Linked DNA regions of Homo sapiens: region 2 is linked to region 1. A link is an interaction called in ENCODE POLR2A ChIA-PET data of the cell type or tissue named here. Cell type or tissue: K562. All regions are shown on one strand.

Region 1 (5,000 bases):
CGAGGCATAGCATTCAAAGGGGAGTAGGCATACATCAAGTTGAACTCTGTCCGAAATGCCTGGTCTGAGTTTCTCACGAGGGTCTGATGTCCATCTCCACTTCTGCTTGGGAAACCAGTCTCAGAAGTGGGTCCGAGGGAGGGATGAGGAGCCAGGTCAGAATGACCTGAGTTGAGTAGGGAAGGTCTATCAGCACAGCTGTTAGTGTTGGAGTCAAGGTATCCTACTTTTGCCAAATCCAGGTCTTTTCGGTGACAAAGCTGAAAGAATAAAAATCAACGGAGACATGGGGTAGGGGAGAAAGGAAAAAGTCAAAGGGCAGAAAGGAGGGGAGAGGGACACAGGTGAACAGGGAAAGATAAGAGGGACGGAAGTAGAGCAGATAAAGCCATTATATTCTGTAAAAGTCCCACGTAGCAACAGTGTACATGGGCCAGAGTACTAAAGAATCCTGGCCTTTCCAAAATTGCTTTCAAGTCTTTCTGGATGGGAAATACTGGGAAAGTTAGAATTAGGTAATTGGCTAAATGTGACTATTTTGCCTGCTTAGCCTTTCATCAGGTTGCTGAGTCACCTTGTACTACACTAAGGGACAAGTGGTATAATTAGGAATTTACCTTAGCCCCATGCACAAAACAAAGATGAGACTGGTGTCTTAAGATAACTGGCTTCCGGGGTTATCAATTTCTAAATTAATATTGATGGAAGGTGGGGGGAAGGGAAAAAGGTGGAGGAAGGAGAAGGTAGACGGAAAGGCAAGTACTTAAGTTACTGGTTCAGTAAAGGAGGATGGCATTAAAGACATCAACCAACCAGTTCTTCACTCACTTTCACTGTTAAAGAAGCTGTGTTTCTCATACAACTTTCTGGCCACTCAATTCTTCTTTATCCTCTAATGTACGTCAACATACCACAAGACCACTAATGCTCATCACTGCAGATTCTGAAATGCTGAAATGTACCAAAAATAAACCCCACCTACTATTTGGTTATCATAACCTCCAAACTTCCAACACTAGGTCAACTACAGCTAACCGACAAAGAATGGTACCAGAAAACCAGATACCATACCATATCAGTCTTCAAATTACGTTATCTTAGAATCTTTAACAACTGAGGAGAGAGAGCTTTACTTTCCTAACAAGCTAGAGTCAAAACACCAAGAAAATCTCTAATATACTAGTGGAATAAAACCTTTTTCAGTTTCATATTAACCTGTGAACTACTACTGATTCAGAACTTAGTAGACTGTCACTGAATTATGCCCTAATTTTTTATTGGAAGGGGATAGGGTTAAAGTTCAGTTGACTATTTCTGAGAGACTCTAACTTTCTCTTCAAGAGAAAAAAGGTCCCATGTATTAATAGATTCAGAGTTAATGTTACTAAATCTGAAAGCTTATAATAGAAACTCTAGCACTAAAATCTGAGTTTGACATATCCACAGCAGTAGGGTTTGTGAGAAAACCACTCTACTGATATCCTAAAGAGATAACACTTGTATAGCAACCATATCCTAACCATTGCAGAATGGTGGCCTGTGACAGAAAGCCAGGGACTCACTTGGTTTCCTTGTGCACCCAGTAAGGAGCTGCAGAGAAAATGTAGGAAAGCTGAAAGACAGAATGACTTTCCCTTCCTGAAGAAGCTGCTCAATCTATCAACCAAAGGTCAAAACATCTGGTTTACAGAGCTGTTAGATTAACCCTAGAACAAGGCATAAGTCACCACCCAACTCAAAAAACAGCTCTTACAACTTTTGACTCAACTTTCCTGATTTATTAGCCTTTCTTTAACAAGGCTCCTACCACATATCAGCATCTTGACTTCTAGATTCTATTCTTTAATAGAACTCCAGCCACCCCCTCCCCCAAACGGCAAAAACCAACCCCACCAAACACACACACAACACACACACACACAAACACACACGCTCCTACCTTCATTTTCCTCCATCTACATTGACAGTCCTGTGTAGTCACAGTCACACAGGAAGACTCATTCAACTTACTGTGACTGAGTGGCCGCCCTCCAGCCCATCACCCCACTGACTCAGATCCCCAGCCCTCCCCACACACTCAGGAACACATTCATGAACACTCACTCTCAGCCTCCAAGTGTGATTGAGATGGTGTGATAACTACCTCGGGTGACAGGGACTCGGGCCTATGCGCAGGGGAACTCTCAGGGGAGGATATGTTCTAGAGGAGGGAAAAGCATCTTGTTATTATTCATCTACTCGAAGTCAAGAAGCAAAACAAAACAAAAAATAAAAGCAAGCATAGATGTTAGCCATAACTTTTTTCGGGGGCGGGGAAGTTGAATAAGAATGCATAGGGGAAATATTTAACTGCAGAACTCATCTCAATGGACAGAATGACTTGTTAAAATGCTTCCTGGTATCTCTGAAAGCATTTAAGGATAAATTGGTTATAATGTTTCATGCTGTAAGTAAACATCTCAAGCACATACAAGGAAAGAGTTAGACTGGTGAAATTTTAGTGTTATACGTCTTTGTATTTTAGATGAGAGTTTAGCAACCTACAGTATTTGTTATTGAGGGGCACCCTACCCCTTATTCCTCCTTACATGGACCTTGTTCCTTCATCCAATGCCTCTTCTGCTTGTCACATTTCTTTATTCTCTTATATGCCTCAGGCCCTCCCAGTGCTATCCAGGGGGAGACATTAGTGTGCTGGGGGCTGACATGGTTAGGGAGATGGCCAGTTCCTCTTGAATGACAGTTACAGGAAATGTGATTGATGGAATCCCTAGCTCACAGGCTAGAGTTGGTTCTTGGCATAATCTAATTAGACCTGAGCCACCCCTATTAATGTTATTTTGTAAAATCCATTGTACTTTTGGCAACAGAGCAGAAAAAGCATGTATGTGTATACTTAGGTCCCTGTATCCTACAGAGGGTAGGACTTTACCTTGGGACTTTCAGGTGAGGCAGCAGTCCCATAACAGAGACTGAGCAGTGAGTGCTTAATGGAAAGATGTAAATGGGAACACGTGAAGAGAGTGAAGGTGGTAGTGTGACAATGACTCAGGGGTGCTAGGGCTGAGGTAAGGAGAGGGTGCCTAATGTAGACTCTGAATAACTGTGGCCTAGGTGGCAGGCACATGCTGAGGTAGGGGAAATGAGGCTGCTTCAGCAAAGCAGGGTTTTGGCTGTGAATTTTACTTGGCATGGACAGTGGGTGGTGTACATCTAGGTGCACGTATGTGTGAAATGGCGGGTGGAGTATGGCTCTCAGGGCAAGAATAGGAGGGGAGGGTTATTCTGGTAGAAAGGAGAGGCTAACTAAGCTTGTCCTCCCAATGTTGCTTCCACTCTTCTTTCTAGATGCTTTCCCCTCCTGAAGATCTTGTTCTCTTCCACTGTTTATCTTCTTACCTTCTTCCCCTTAGCACTTAAGACTTCTCACCATTTTCCTGAATGCTTTTTTCCTTCTCAAAAATATCCTTCCCCAAACTAATCTAGTAAGGTTGTTTTTTTTTTTTTTTTTTTTTTTTTGAGAGAGAGTCTCCCTCTGTTGCCCAGGCTGGAATGTGGAATGCAGTGGCGCAGTCTTGGCTCCCTGCAACCTCCCAGGCTCAAGCAATTCCTTTGCCTTGGCCTCCCGAGTAGCTGGGATTACAGGTGTGTGCCACTGTACCTGGCCTAAGCTGGTCTTTAAATTATTTTTAGAGATGGGATCTCACTGTTGCCCAGGCTGGCATGTAGTGGCACAATAATGGCTCACTGCAGTCTTAAACTCCTGGTCTTAAGTGATCTTCCTGCTTCAGCCTCCCAAGTAGCTGGGACTACAGGTATATGCCACTACACCTGGCTAAGTTTTGTATTTTATTTTTGCAGAAATGTGGTCTCACGATGTTACCCAGGCTGGTCTCAAACCCCTGGCCTCAAGCAATCCTCCTGCCTCAGCCTTCCAAAGCACTGTGATTACAGGTGTGAGCCACCATGCCCAGCCTAAGCTGGTCTTTATACGTGACACCTTTTTGATATTTCACAATGTGTCACAGCCTTTGCTACAAAAAAGGCTCCCCACCTCTCTGTACTAGAATACAGCAAAGAGTATGGCCATTAAAATGGTGATTAGAATGGGTCAGGGTGGTGAAATCTGTTCTATTATTGATGAGAAAGGTAAAATTTCCTTAAATTGCAAGTGAAACCATGCCTTGGACCTTTTACTATTTAATATTTTCCTTCCCTCCTGGTATTCTAACATTATGCATGGACTGTATTATTAAAATGATCACCAATTAAAAAAAACAAAACAAAACAAAACCAAAACCACTTTATATTTGCAGTGTTTAATAGTTATCCCAAATGCTACAAGGGATAAGGAACACACTGAGTACTGAACCCGCTTGTTTTGCAAAGTGACTTACCTTCTGATTTTCTTTTTTTTTTTTTTTTTTTTTTGAGACGGAGTCTTGCTCTGTTGCCCAGGCTGGAGTGCAATGGCGCGATCTCGGCTCACTGCAAGCTCCGCCTCCCGGGTTCACGCCATTCTCCTGCCTCAGCCTCCCGAGTAGCTGGGACTACAGGCGCCCACTACCACGCCCGGCTAATATTTTGTATTTTTAGTAGAGACGGGGTTTCACCACGTTAGCCAGGATGGTCTTGATCTACTGACCTCGTGATCCGCCTGCCTCAGCCTCCCAAAGTGATGGGATTATAGGTGTGAGCCACTGCGCCCGGCCTCCTTCTAATTTTCATAATTCCACATTTATAATAAAACCTGTATTGATAAAGTATGACACTCTATTCCTATAATCTTATGCCCTCCAGGGAGAATTCCTCTCATGATACCTTACTATAAAGCTCTAGGTGCAAACTGCAAAGTCAATTGCAAGTAGACAAAGTCAAGTTAGAAAGGCCTGAATCAGCTGCTTTATTATCTGGCTGAAAGAATTTCATAAATAATCTGGTAAAGAGTAATTTCCCTAGATAACTGATATGTAACCAGGAGGTTTTTTCCCTCACCCAGA
Region 2 (5,000 bases), 720 kb before region 1:
CCCTGATGAGATCAAATCCTCTCATCTTGCACTCTCCTACCTGCCCTCCCCACCTGACCTACATTTATCCTTTGAGCACTCATACTGCAGTGGGTGACATGCATCTGTGTGTTAGCTTCTTATAATTCATCTCCCACTGGACTGTAAGCTCCATGAGGCCTGAGACCTTGGCTGTGTTTTCATGGTTGCATCCCCAGCATCTAGCGCACAGTAGGCACTCAGCAAATGTATTTTTAGGCCAGGCGCAGTGGCTCATGCCTATAATCCCAATATTTTGGGAGGCCAAGGCGGGTGGATCACTGAGGTCAGGGATTCAAGACCAGCCTGGCCAACACGGCAAAACCCTGTCTCTACTAAAAATACAAAAATTAGGCCAGGCACAGTGGTTCACACCCGTAATCCCAGCACTTTGGGAGGCCAAGGCAGGGGGATCACCTGAGGTCGGGAGTTTGAGACCAGCCTGACCAACATGGAGAAACCCTGTCTCTACTAAAAATACAAAATAAGCCGGGCGTGGTGGCGCATGCCTGTAATCCCAGCTACTCGGGAGGCTCAGGCAGGAGAATCGCTTGAACCCGGGAGGCAGAGGTTGTGGTGAGCCGAGATTGCGCTATTGCACTCCAGCCTGGGCAACAAGAGCGAAACTCCATTTCAAAAATAAATAAATACATAAATAAATAAATAAAATTACAAAAATTAGCCAGGCGTGGTAGTGCATGCCTGTAATCCCAGCTACTCAGAGGTTGAGGCACAAGGATCGCTTGAACCCGGGAGGCGGAGGTTGCAGTGAGCCGAGATCGAGCCATGGCACTCCAGCCCAGGTGACAGCGTGAGACTCCATCTCAAAAAGACAAAAAATGTATTTTTAGTTCCTTATTAACTCTCTTGTCCAGCTCCTGCATATCTAAATCCCTGTGGCAGGGCAGAGGGAGAATTTCACCTCACAGGCCAGTGCACCCAGTTTCCAGACTCCACCCTCAGAGCCAGAGCCATCTGCTCCCCACCATCTACAGGCTCAGCACCTAACCCAGCCTTTGGTGGCACTTAATCAGCTCTAGAGCTCAGCATTGATTATAGTGGATTCTCCTTTGCCTGGGAGCCACAGCTGGGATACTCACTTCTGCCTCAATTCCTGCTCTTAAGCCCCTAAGATGCCAGTATATAAGGTCTGGAGCCCGGCCCACAGTCCCCTCCTAAGCCTGGTCATCTGGAAAAATCCCTCTCTGGAGTAGGCCTCTCATCGTTAAGCCCCAGGGTGATGGCGGACCCTAGCCCCAGAAACAGACTCTTCTCACACTGGATGCTGGTCTGAACATACAAGTACTGCCTCTGACCCCCTAGGTTCTCCATCATGGGGCTTCCCTGAGATGCCCAGCACCCTCACCATGGTCACCATTTCCCCAGAGCAGTGACTCACAAAGTATATTGATCTCATGGGCATATCAGTATCAAATGAAAAGGAGTACCATGGTCAAATATGAATGGGAAACAATAGCCTAAATAAGTTTCTTTGCTGCAGGACGTATCAGAGCCTTCACAGTTGGTATGCATTGTAAATCTCCAAAGGCAGAGGCAGTGATAAAGTATGCGGGGTTTCCCGAGTTTAGTTATTCATGAACCCTTTTGTTTGCAGCAGGGTATCTTGCTGGACCAGTCTTCTGAGGCACATGGTGTGGGAAATGCTACTCTAGACCATGATCTGCTACTGCAGATGCCCTGTGCATGTAGTACTCTCCACATGACAATGAGGCAGCTTTCAATTAGGACACAAAGGCAGTATTCCGCCTTCCTGTCTGACCCAGAGGGTGAATCTTCATCCAAGACCCAGTTCTTTCCTGGAGGCTCAGAGGTCACAACATTCACAGAGGACTATTTTTCAACTAGTCTTTGCCAGAAGATGGGAAGTGAAAGTGGAGAGGAGAGGATAAAAAGGGCTTCATTTTACAAAATGGGGCATCGGGAGACATTGCCTATAGCTTATGGAAGAAATGTAAGTACATTTGTTAACACTGCAAAGCCAACCTATAGAGGGACTGAAAATAGTGATAACAGTTGGAGTCACCCTAATCTGAAAACCTGAAATCCAAAATGCTCCAACATCCAAAACTTCTTGAGCAACAACATGACACTCAAAAGAAATGCACTTCAGATACTGGATTTTCGAATTAGGGATGCTCAGCCACTAAGGATATAATGCAAAAATTCCAAAATCTGAAAAAAAAAAAAAAAGTTAGCTGGGCATGGTGGTTTGCACTTATAGTCCTAGCTACTTGGGAGGCTGAAGCAAGAGGACTGTTTGAGCACAAGAGTTCAAAACAGCAGTAAGCTAAGATTGTACCACTGCCCCACTGCATTCCAGCCTGGGCAACAAAGCGAGATTCTGTCTCTATTTAAAAAAAAAAAAAAAAAAAAAGGAAAGAAAGAAAACAAAGACCCAGCCTGTAGCTAACAATCCAAGTCAACAAGAATCCCCATCTTGGGGGATCTCAAGAGTCTGCCTCAGCAGCAGGGAAGACTGTGGTACTAACCTTTCTAATAATCTAATCTCTGCTCCACCTTTCTGAGTTCTACTACTGACCCTCAGAAGAGGTTCTCTGCCAAATACAGAGAGCTCAAAGGCAAAAGTCAAATTAAGAGTCCTGCCTTCCCATCCAACTTACTGTTTCAGGTGGCTTCAAGGGAAGCTCCAGGTAAGCACATTAAATTGGGGGGTGAGGAGGCGAGGCTAAGCGCAGAAGCCAGGAAATAACAGACCAAACACTTCAGGGCTGAGAATTAAGATGTGTCTAGGCTGGATCTTCGGCTGTGATTACCACAGCAGAACTGATTAGAAGCCAAGAGAGCAGAAGCTTCTAGTTTTTTGACAGAACTGTGTTGCCAAAGAAACCACAGCTGAATCTGATAAAAGCTGGAGATTATTTGACTCCTACAGCTCCACTCAAGTCCCCAAACCCACACCAGCAGGAGGTGGTTTGTGAAAGCCAAGGAGCCCTAAATAAAAGCACATTCTTTCCAGTTCCGTTTCAGATAAGGCCACAGAGAATAATGAACGTGGAAGCTCCACTTCCCAGAAATCACGGAGGACCAGGTATCAGAGCAGTGTTTTGTTGTTGTTGTTGTTGTTGTTGAGACGGAGTCTTGCTCTGTCACCCAGGCTGAAGTGCAGTGGCACAATCTTGGCTCATTGCAATCTCTGCCTCCCAACAATCTCTGCCTCCTGGTTCAAGAGATTCTCTTGCCTCAGCCTCCCGAGTAGCTGGGATTACACGTGCCCACCGCCACCTCTGGCTAATTTTTGTATTTCCATTTTTATTTATTTTTGAGACGGAGTGTAGTCTGTCGCCCAGGATGGAGTGCAGTGGCACAATCTCAGCTCACTGCAAACCTCCACCTCCCAGGTTCAAGCAATTCTCCTGCGTCAGCCTCCCAAGTAGCTGAGATCACAGGCCTGAGCCACCACGCCTGGCCTAATTTTTGTATTTTTAGTAGAGACGATGTTTCACCATGTTGGCCAGGCTGGTCTTGAACTCCTGACCTCAAGTGATCCACCCACCTCAGCCTCACAAAGTGTTGGGATTACAGGTGTGAGCCACCGCGCCCAGCCAGAGCAGTGGTTCTTTTTTTTTTTTTTTTTTTTTGAGACGGAGTTTCACTCTTGTTGCCCAGGCTGGAGTACAATGGTGCGATCTTGGCTCACCACAATCTCTGCTTCCCAGGTTCAAGCGATTCGCCTGCCTCAGCCTTCCTGAGTAGCTGGGATTACAGGCATGCACCACCACGCCCGGCTAATTTTGTGTTTTTAGTAGAGACAGGGTTTCTCCATGTTGGTCAGGCTGGTCCCGAACTCCCGACCTCAGGTGATCCGCCTGCCTGGGCCTCCCAAAGTGCTGGGATTACATGCATGAGCCACCGCGCCGGGCCGAGCAGTGGTTCTTAAACTTCAAGGTGCATCAGAATCATCTGGGGAACTTAAGCCAGACTGCTGGGCCTCACCACTAGAGTTTCCGAATCAGCAGATGAGGTGGGGCCCAATAATTTGCGTTTCTAACAAGTTCCCAGGTGATACTGATGCTTAGGATGCTTCGCGAATCACAGATCACTGAGAACCAAGGGCTGCCAGATGGGCCAAGCAAAGAACTTACTCCTTTACCTGGGAATGGAGTTTTGGCCCGGCGCAGGGGCTCACGCCTGTAATCCCAGCACTTTGGGAGGCCAAGGCGGGCGGATCACGAGGTCAGGAGATCACCCTGGCTAACACGGTGAAACCCCGTCTCTACTAAAAATAAAAAAAAATAAAAAAATAGCCGGGCATGGTGGCGGGCGCCTGTAGTCCCAGCTACTCGGGAGGCTGAGGCAAGAGAATGGCGTGAACCTGGGAGGCGGAGCTTGCAGTGAGCCGAGATCGCGCCACTGCACTCCAGCCTGGGCGACAGAGCAAGGCTCCGTCTCAAAAAAAAAAAAAAAAAAAAAAAACACACAAAAACTCCACAAAAAAACAGGGAAGGGAGTTTTACAATTGCTCCTCTGCCAGATTTGTTGACTGCTATAGACAAGTAACTACCTCGTGTTTCTCATCTCAAGTAGGAGTTTTTTATTGTGGCTTCCTGTTCAAATTCCACCATGGAATTTGGGTGTGCTGGGGGAAGGGGATGCAGACAGCTTCTCTTTGGTTGAGAGGCCCTGGGTCACTGGGGCCATTAGAGAAGGCTACACATCACCCACACATACCAGATTTGCCCTAAAGGAAGTGACTGATTAGGCCCCCAGGCCTATCTCCCTTGTGGAAAGCAGATGTTTTATGCAGGTCAAGACAGGTGTATACAGATATCTGGGTGGCCAAAATGGACCGTGGCAGAAACTGCTAATGGTCCCTCCAATACTGATTGCCTCCTTTTCTAGAGTACTAGAAGCTTTAGTTGCACATAAAACCTTGCAACCAAAGATTACATTTCCCAGCCTCCCTTGCAAGCAGGTGTGGTTCTGTGACCAGGTTTGGCCAA

What was found. Peaks named below come from ENCODE experiments on the same cell type or tissue, not always from the same donor. Only the 100,000 strongest peaks of a DNase experiment are listed, where the experiment ranks them.
Region 2: POLR2A ChIA-PET joins it to region 1 with 6 read pairs; 2 of 35 experiments call an interaction of 5 or more read pairs at or near these places.

Annotation. Positions count from the first base shown.
Region 1 is chr3:9,465,719-9,470,718 of GRCh38, reverse strand. SETD5 (SET domain containing 5) reads right to left here. Exons shown (of 23, transcript NM_001080517.3): 19 at 1-260. Among named protein-coding and RNA genes, the nearest start is that of SETD5, 71 kb to the right of the region's middle. In K562, no CTCF peak of the experiment used is centred here; DNase peaks (open chromatin) are centred at 338 and 2,058.
Region 2 is chr3:10,184,197-10,189,196 of GRCh38, reverse strand. The region is part of intron 2 of IRAK2 (interleukin 1 receptor associated kinase 2); the gene reads right to left. Among named protein-coding and RNA genes, the nearest start is that of IRAK2, 22 kb to the right of the region's middle. RefSeq lists enhancers at 2,850-3,350, 3,351-3,851. In K562, no CTCF peak of the experiment used is centred here; no DNase peak of the experiment used is centred here.